Regions from separate parts of the Homo sapiens genome. Here region 1 is linked to region 2. Evidence: read pairs that join two places in POLR2A ChIA-PET (ENCODE). Cell type or tissue: Panc1. All regions are shown on one strand. Links, peaks and the distances in the headings refer to the core of each region. The heading gives the core; the rest is flanking DNA. Region 1 overlaps SSH2 (slingshot protein phosphatase 2). Region 2 overlaps EFCAB5 (EF-hand calcium binding domain 5).

The links. Peaks named below come from ENCODE experiments on the same cell type or tissue, not always from the same donor. Only the 100,000 strongest peaks of a DNase experiment are listed, where the experiment ranks them.
Region 1: POLR2A ChIA-PET joins it to region 2 with 13 read pairs; 2 of 35 experiments call an interaction of 5 or more read pairs at or near these places.

Annotation. Positions count from the first base shown.
Region 1 is chr17:29,765,569-29,768,493 of GRCh38, forward strand. The region is part of intron 3 of SSH2 (slingshot protein phosphatase 2); the gene reads right to left. Among named protein-coding and RNA genes, the nearest start is that of SSH2-AS1, 130 kb to the left of the region's middle. In Panc1, for the core only: no CTCF peak of the experiment used is centred there; no DNase peak of the experiment used is centred there.
Region 2 is chr17:29,958,049-29,960,973 of GRCh38, forward strand. All of the region lies in intron 3 of EFCAB5 (EF-hand calcium binding domain 5), which reads left to right. Among named protein-coding and RNA genes, the nearest start is that of EFCAB5, 18 kb to the left of the region's middle. In Panc1, for the core only: no CTCF peak of the experiment used is centred there; a DNase peak (open chromatin) is centred at 1,479.

The DNA.
Region 1 (2,925 bases), core at 254-2,753, 190 kb before region 2:
ATAGCTAAAGTGGACAACATTAGAAAGTGGCAATGATGCTGATATCAGAAGTTCCAGATTCTAGCTGCTTTGTCTATGGGCAAACCTTAATCTATCCTAGCCCTACTTTCTTTAATCTTAAACTGAGGTAATGTTTACCTCACGGGCTGATTAAGATACAGGGACAAAAGGCTGGGCATGGTGGCTTATGCCTGTAATGTCAGCATTTTGGGAGGCCGAGGCCGGTGGATCACTTGAGGTCAGGAGTTCAAGACCAGCCTGGCCAACATGGTGAAACTCCTTCTCTATTAAAAATACAAAAATTAGCCAGGCGTGCTGGTGGGCGCCTGTAATCTCAGCTACTTGGGAGACTGAGGCAGGAGAATCGCTTGAACCTGGGAGGCGGATGTTGCAGTGAGCCAAGATCGCACTGCTGCACTCCAGCCTGGATGACAGAGTGAGACTCCGTCTCCAAAAAAAAAAAAAAAAAGATACAGGGACAAAAGTACTTTGTGAACAACACCAAATTCAAATTTATTATTATTATTATCATCATCATCATCCATAAATTGGTCAGTCAGCTTTCAATAATAGAAAGCTAATTGTATTTGTTTTCTTTCATTACCCTGAAGTTGACAAATGAATGAATGAACATTAAAATACCTGTCTGGGCACAGTGGCTCACACCTGTAATCCTAGCACTTTGGGAGGCGGAGGCAGGAGAATTGCTTGAACCCAGGAGTTTGAGACCAGCCTGGGCAAGATAGTGAGACCCTGTCTCATTAAAAAAATAAAAATAATGCAGGAGGCTGAGGCAGGAGAATCGCTTGAACCCGGGAGGTGGAGGTTGCAGTGAGCTAAGATCGCGCCACTGCACTCTAGTCGGGGCAACAGAGTGAGACGCTGTCTCAAAAAAAAAAATAATAATAATAAAGAAAAAAATAAAATATATGCAAATTTCCCCTATGTACCACCATTTCATCCAAGAAGTCTTTACTATGATTGTTTGCCAGGTAGTTTTACATTAACTCAGTATTACCGTCTGTAGTAATGTGAGATGTGCAGTGCTCAATTTTTGTATTTTTAAAGCTTTCATGTAATAGCTTTAACTTACATAATTTTAGTTTTAAAATACTTACTCATAAGAAAAAATGATTATACCACAGGACCTATTTGTATTTTTATGTTTTCTCTAAGGGCTCGATGTAGAAAAATAAACAGTAAGTTAATCCCCTGAGTATCAAAAGGAAGAAAACCAACACTTAGAATTACAGAGTAATGCAACATTCTGTCTCCTGTTAATCTGTAAAACACTAGGACAAAACTCTCAAGATAATATCTGAATTTTCACCAAGAGGTATCTTACTACACTTAGTCAATGGCATTCTTTATATAATACAATAAACCAAACTTTGTAAACAAAGGCACTTAAAAGCAATCATGTTTTGCAATCACCATGTGGCTAATTTTTAAAAAAAGAATATCTGACCATAGTTTTAAACACTGGATTAAGCAATGTCACTGAACCTTTATAGTCTTTTCCATGGAACTTTTCCTCCATAAGAGCAATGGAAAACACTGAAAAGATCTGCCTATCAACTCTAGGAGAGGTGATCTCTAAGGCATTCATCCCCCCATAGTCTTAAACACCATATGCTCCTGTAGGAAGAGATGCTGAAATGCTGCTTTCTTCAGGTTACAAAAGCCCCAAACTCTATTGTTTAGTAAAAATAATAGGTATTTACAGATCACTTTTCACATCAAACACACTTTACAAAACATTTAACCATTTAGTCCCCACTTTATCTCTTTAAACGTTTTCTTTTTTCTTTTTTTTTTTTAGACCTCTCAGGGATGAAACATTTTATTTTTTAAACTAGTTTTTTTTTTAAATAACATTAACACATGCTGAATGCTTAAATCTTTTTAGAATTCAGAAAGGTAAAATGAAAGTCACCATTCTCATTCTCATCATCTTACTCCCAGAGATGATTGTTATTAATATTTCCAGAAATTTTGCTTGTATATGCAAACAGCAATATATTGTAGCTGCTCTTTAAGAAGCATACATGCACACACACGCACACACACACACACACACACAGAATTATACATATTATTCTACTTGCATTTCCCCCTACTTATCACTATACCTTAGACATTTTTCCATGTTATTGTAAGTCTCCCTCATTCTTTTAAAGGAGTATAAGGCATTTTATTGTACAATCATATATAATCTATTTAAATAGTCCTTTACTTATGGGCATTTAAGTTGTTTCCAGTCTTTACTATTATATACAATATCACTATGAACATGTGTTTGTATAATTTTTGTTCATGTCATGACAGGGATATTGAAAAAAATATTTGTGCATACATGTGAATATACTTGTTGGATCAACACCTAGAGGTGGAATTGGCAGTTTGAAATATTTTAAACATCTTAGGACCTGGTAGATATTATCAAACTGCCTACCTAAAGAGTTTAGTTTTTTATTTTCCTGTGCATTATTAGTGTCTCCTGCTACTCCATGATCTATTAAATTAACTCAGGGCCCAAGATGCTCTTCTATACCCTGTCTTTTACACATTACATTAAAAGCTAAAAATATATATATTAGAAAAGTAAAATATGTTTATGGGAATAAAGTAGAAAATTTATAAAGAAAAATATTATGAGGAACTATATTATGGATTATTTTTTCCAAAGAACTACTTAGACTATAACAAGATAAATGTAAATTTTTTTTTTTTTTTTTTTTTGAGACAGGGTCTCGCTCTGTCATCCAGACTGGAGTGCAGTGGCACAATCACAGCTCACTGCACTCTTAACCGCCTGGGCTCAAGCAGTTCTCCTGGCTCAACTTCCAAGTAGCTGGGACTGCAGGCATGTAACACCACACCTGTCGAGACGAAGTCTTGCCATGTTGCCCAGGCTGGTTTCAA
Region 2 (2,925 bases), core at 299-2,798:
TGTTGAATTTGGTTTGCTAGTATTTTGTGGAGGATTTTGCTTCAATGTTCATAAGACTAAAGAAATATCTGACTACAGAAATATTGGCCTGTAATTTTATTTTATTAAGAAAAAAATATTGTAGCTGAATATTGTTATCTTTTTCTGGAAAATCTTCTGTTTTTATCCTTTTAAATAAACTTTCTACCCAAATCTCTCTCTCTACCTTCTCTTTAAGGTCAATAACTCTTAACTTGGTCCTTTTGAGTCTATTTTCTAGATACTGCAGTCATGCTTAGTTCTTTTTTATAGTTTTGTCTCCTCTGACTGTGTATTTTCAAATAGCCTGTCTTCAAGCTCACTAATTCTTCTGCTTGATCAATACTGCAACTGAGGGAACATCATACATTCTTCAGTACATTAATTGAATTTTTCAGCTCCAGAATTTCTGCTTGATTTTTAAAAGATATTTCAATCTGTTTGTTAAATTTATCTGATACAATTCTGAATTCCTTCTCTGTGCTATCTTGAATTTCATTGAGCTTCCTCAAAACAGCTATTTTGAATTCTCTGTCTGAAAGGTCAGATATCTCTGTGACTCTGGGATTGGTCACTGTGTTCTCTTACTTTGTTTGATAAGGTCATGATGTTTGTGGATGTTCATTGATGTCTGGGCATTGAAGAGTTAGGTACTTACTGTGGTCTTCACAGTCTGGGCTTGTTTGTACCCATCCTTCTTGGGAATGCTTTCTAAGTATTCAAAGGGAATTGAGTGTTGTGATCTAAGCCTTCAGTCACTGCAGCCATATCTGCATTAGAGGGCACCCCAAACCCACTAACACTGTGAATCTTGAAGCCTTGTAGAGGTACTGCCTTGGTTGTCTTGGGTAAGATCCAGGAGAATTCCCGGGATTACCAGGCAGAGACTCTTGTTCTCTTCCCTTACATCTCCCCAACCCCCTGCCAAAATGGAGTCTGTCTCTCTCTCTGTGCTGAGCTGCCTGGACTTATGGGAAGAGTGACACAAGCCCCGCTGTGGCCACCATCACTGGGACTGTGCCAGGTCCAACCTGAAGCCGGCACAGTACTGAGTCTCACCCAAGGCCTTTGGTAACTATTGTCTGGCTACTGCTGATGTTTATTCAAGGCCCAAGGGCTCTTTAGTCAGCAGCTAGTAAATTCAGCCTGTGTCTTTCCCTTCAGGGCAACGAGTTCCTTTCTGGCCCAGAGTGAGTCTAGAAATGCTGTCCAGGAACTAGAGCCTAGAGTTGATACATTTAGAAATCTACTTGGTGTTTCATTTTACTGTAGCTTAGCAGGCACCCAAGTTGCAAGACAATATGCTTTTTACTCTTCCCTCTTTTTTCTTCAAGCAGAAGGAGTCTTTTCCATGACCACCACAGCTGGGAATGTACTGGGTCATACCTGAAGCCTGCACGGCACTGGGTCTCACCCAAGGCAGTGAGTACTGCCTGGCTACCACTGATGTTTATTCAAGGCCCATGGGCACTTTAGTCATCAGGTGATGAATCCTACTGGGTCCTTTCCTTCAAGAGAGTAGATTCCCTTCTGGCCCAGGATGTGTCTAAAATTGTCATCTGGGAGGCAGGGCCTAGCATGGGGACTCCAGGACTCTGCTTGGTACTTTATTTTACTGTAGCAGAGCTGGTATCCAAGTTGCAAGACAAAGCCCTCTTTACTGTCCTTTCTCCTTTCCTTAATTGGAAGGAGTCTCTGCCGAAGCTACGAGCTGCACTGTCTGGAGTTGGGGGAGGGGTGACACAACCACTCCCTTGGCTGCCCTAGCTGGTGTCTCACTAGGTCATGTACACCCCAAGTCCACTGGCTTTGAGCCCAGTACAGCACCAAGACTTGCCCAGGAACTACAGTCCTTATAGCCTAGATTTCCTTTCAAGTTTATTTAGAACCCCAGAGCACTTTAGCCCTCAGTGGTGGGCTAGCTGGAACTCAGGTACTGACTGCTGGGATGGAAAATTCCCCTCTGGCCAGGGCTGGTCTAAATGCTCCCTCTGTGGGCACCAGCTGAATTCTACCCCATGTTGCTTTCCACTGTGACAGGGCAACACTGCGTGACAATGCAAAATCCCACAGTCACTGTGCTCTCCCTGCCCCAAGCATCATATTCTGTCTCTGTACTGTGAGGCCACTGCTGGGGGATGGAGGAGGGGTGGTATACGCATTTCAAGACTGTCTTTCCTATTCTCAGTGCCTCTTTCCTTGATATGATATTAAAACCAGGTATTGTGATCAGTCACCTGATTTTTGGTTCTTATGAAGGTGCTTTCTTGTGTGGATAGTGGTTCAATGTGGTGTTCCTGTGAGGGGGATGATCACTGGAGGGTTCTGTTAGGCCATCTTGCTCTGCCTCTCTCAAAATTTCATTTTTTGAAATATTTTATTTTAAGTTCTGGGATACATGTGCAGGATGTGCAGGTTTGTTACATAGGTAAACATGTGCCATGGTTGTTTGGTGCACCTATCAACCCGTCACCTAGGTATTAAGCCCCACATGCATTAGCTATTTATCCTGATGCTCTCCTTCCCCTACCCCCAAAATTTCATTTTTTCAATGGGTGAATGATATTTCATTGTACATCTATACCTCATTTTGTTTACCCATTCATCTGTGAATGGATGCTTGAGTTGTTTCCACTTTTACTGATTATGTATACTGCTGCCATGAACACTGATGTGCAAGTATCTGGGCCCCTGCTTTCAATTTTTTTGGATATATACATAGAAGTGGGATTTCTGGGTCATATGTAGTTCTAGGTTTACCTTAAAAAATTAAACTATATTACTATTATTGATTATTATTATTATTTTTTTAAGAGACAGGGTCTTGGTATGCTACCTAGGCTGGAATTGAACTCCTGGGCTTAAGCAATCCTCCCACCTCAGCCTGCCAAGTATCTGGGACTACAG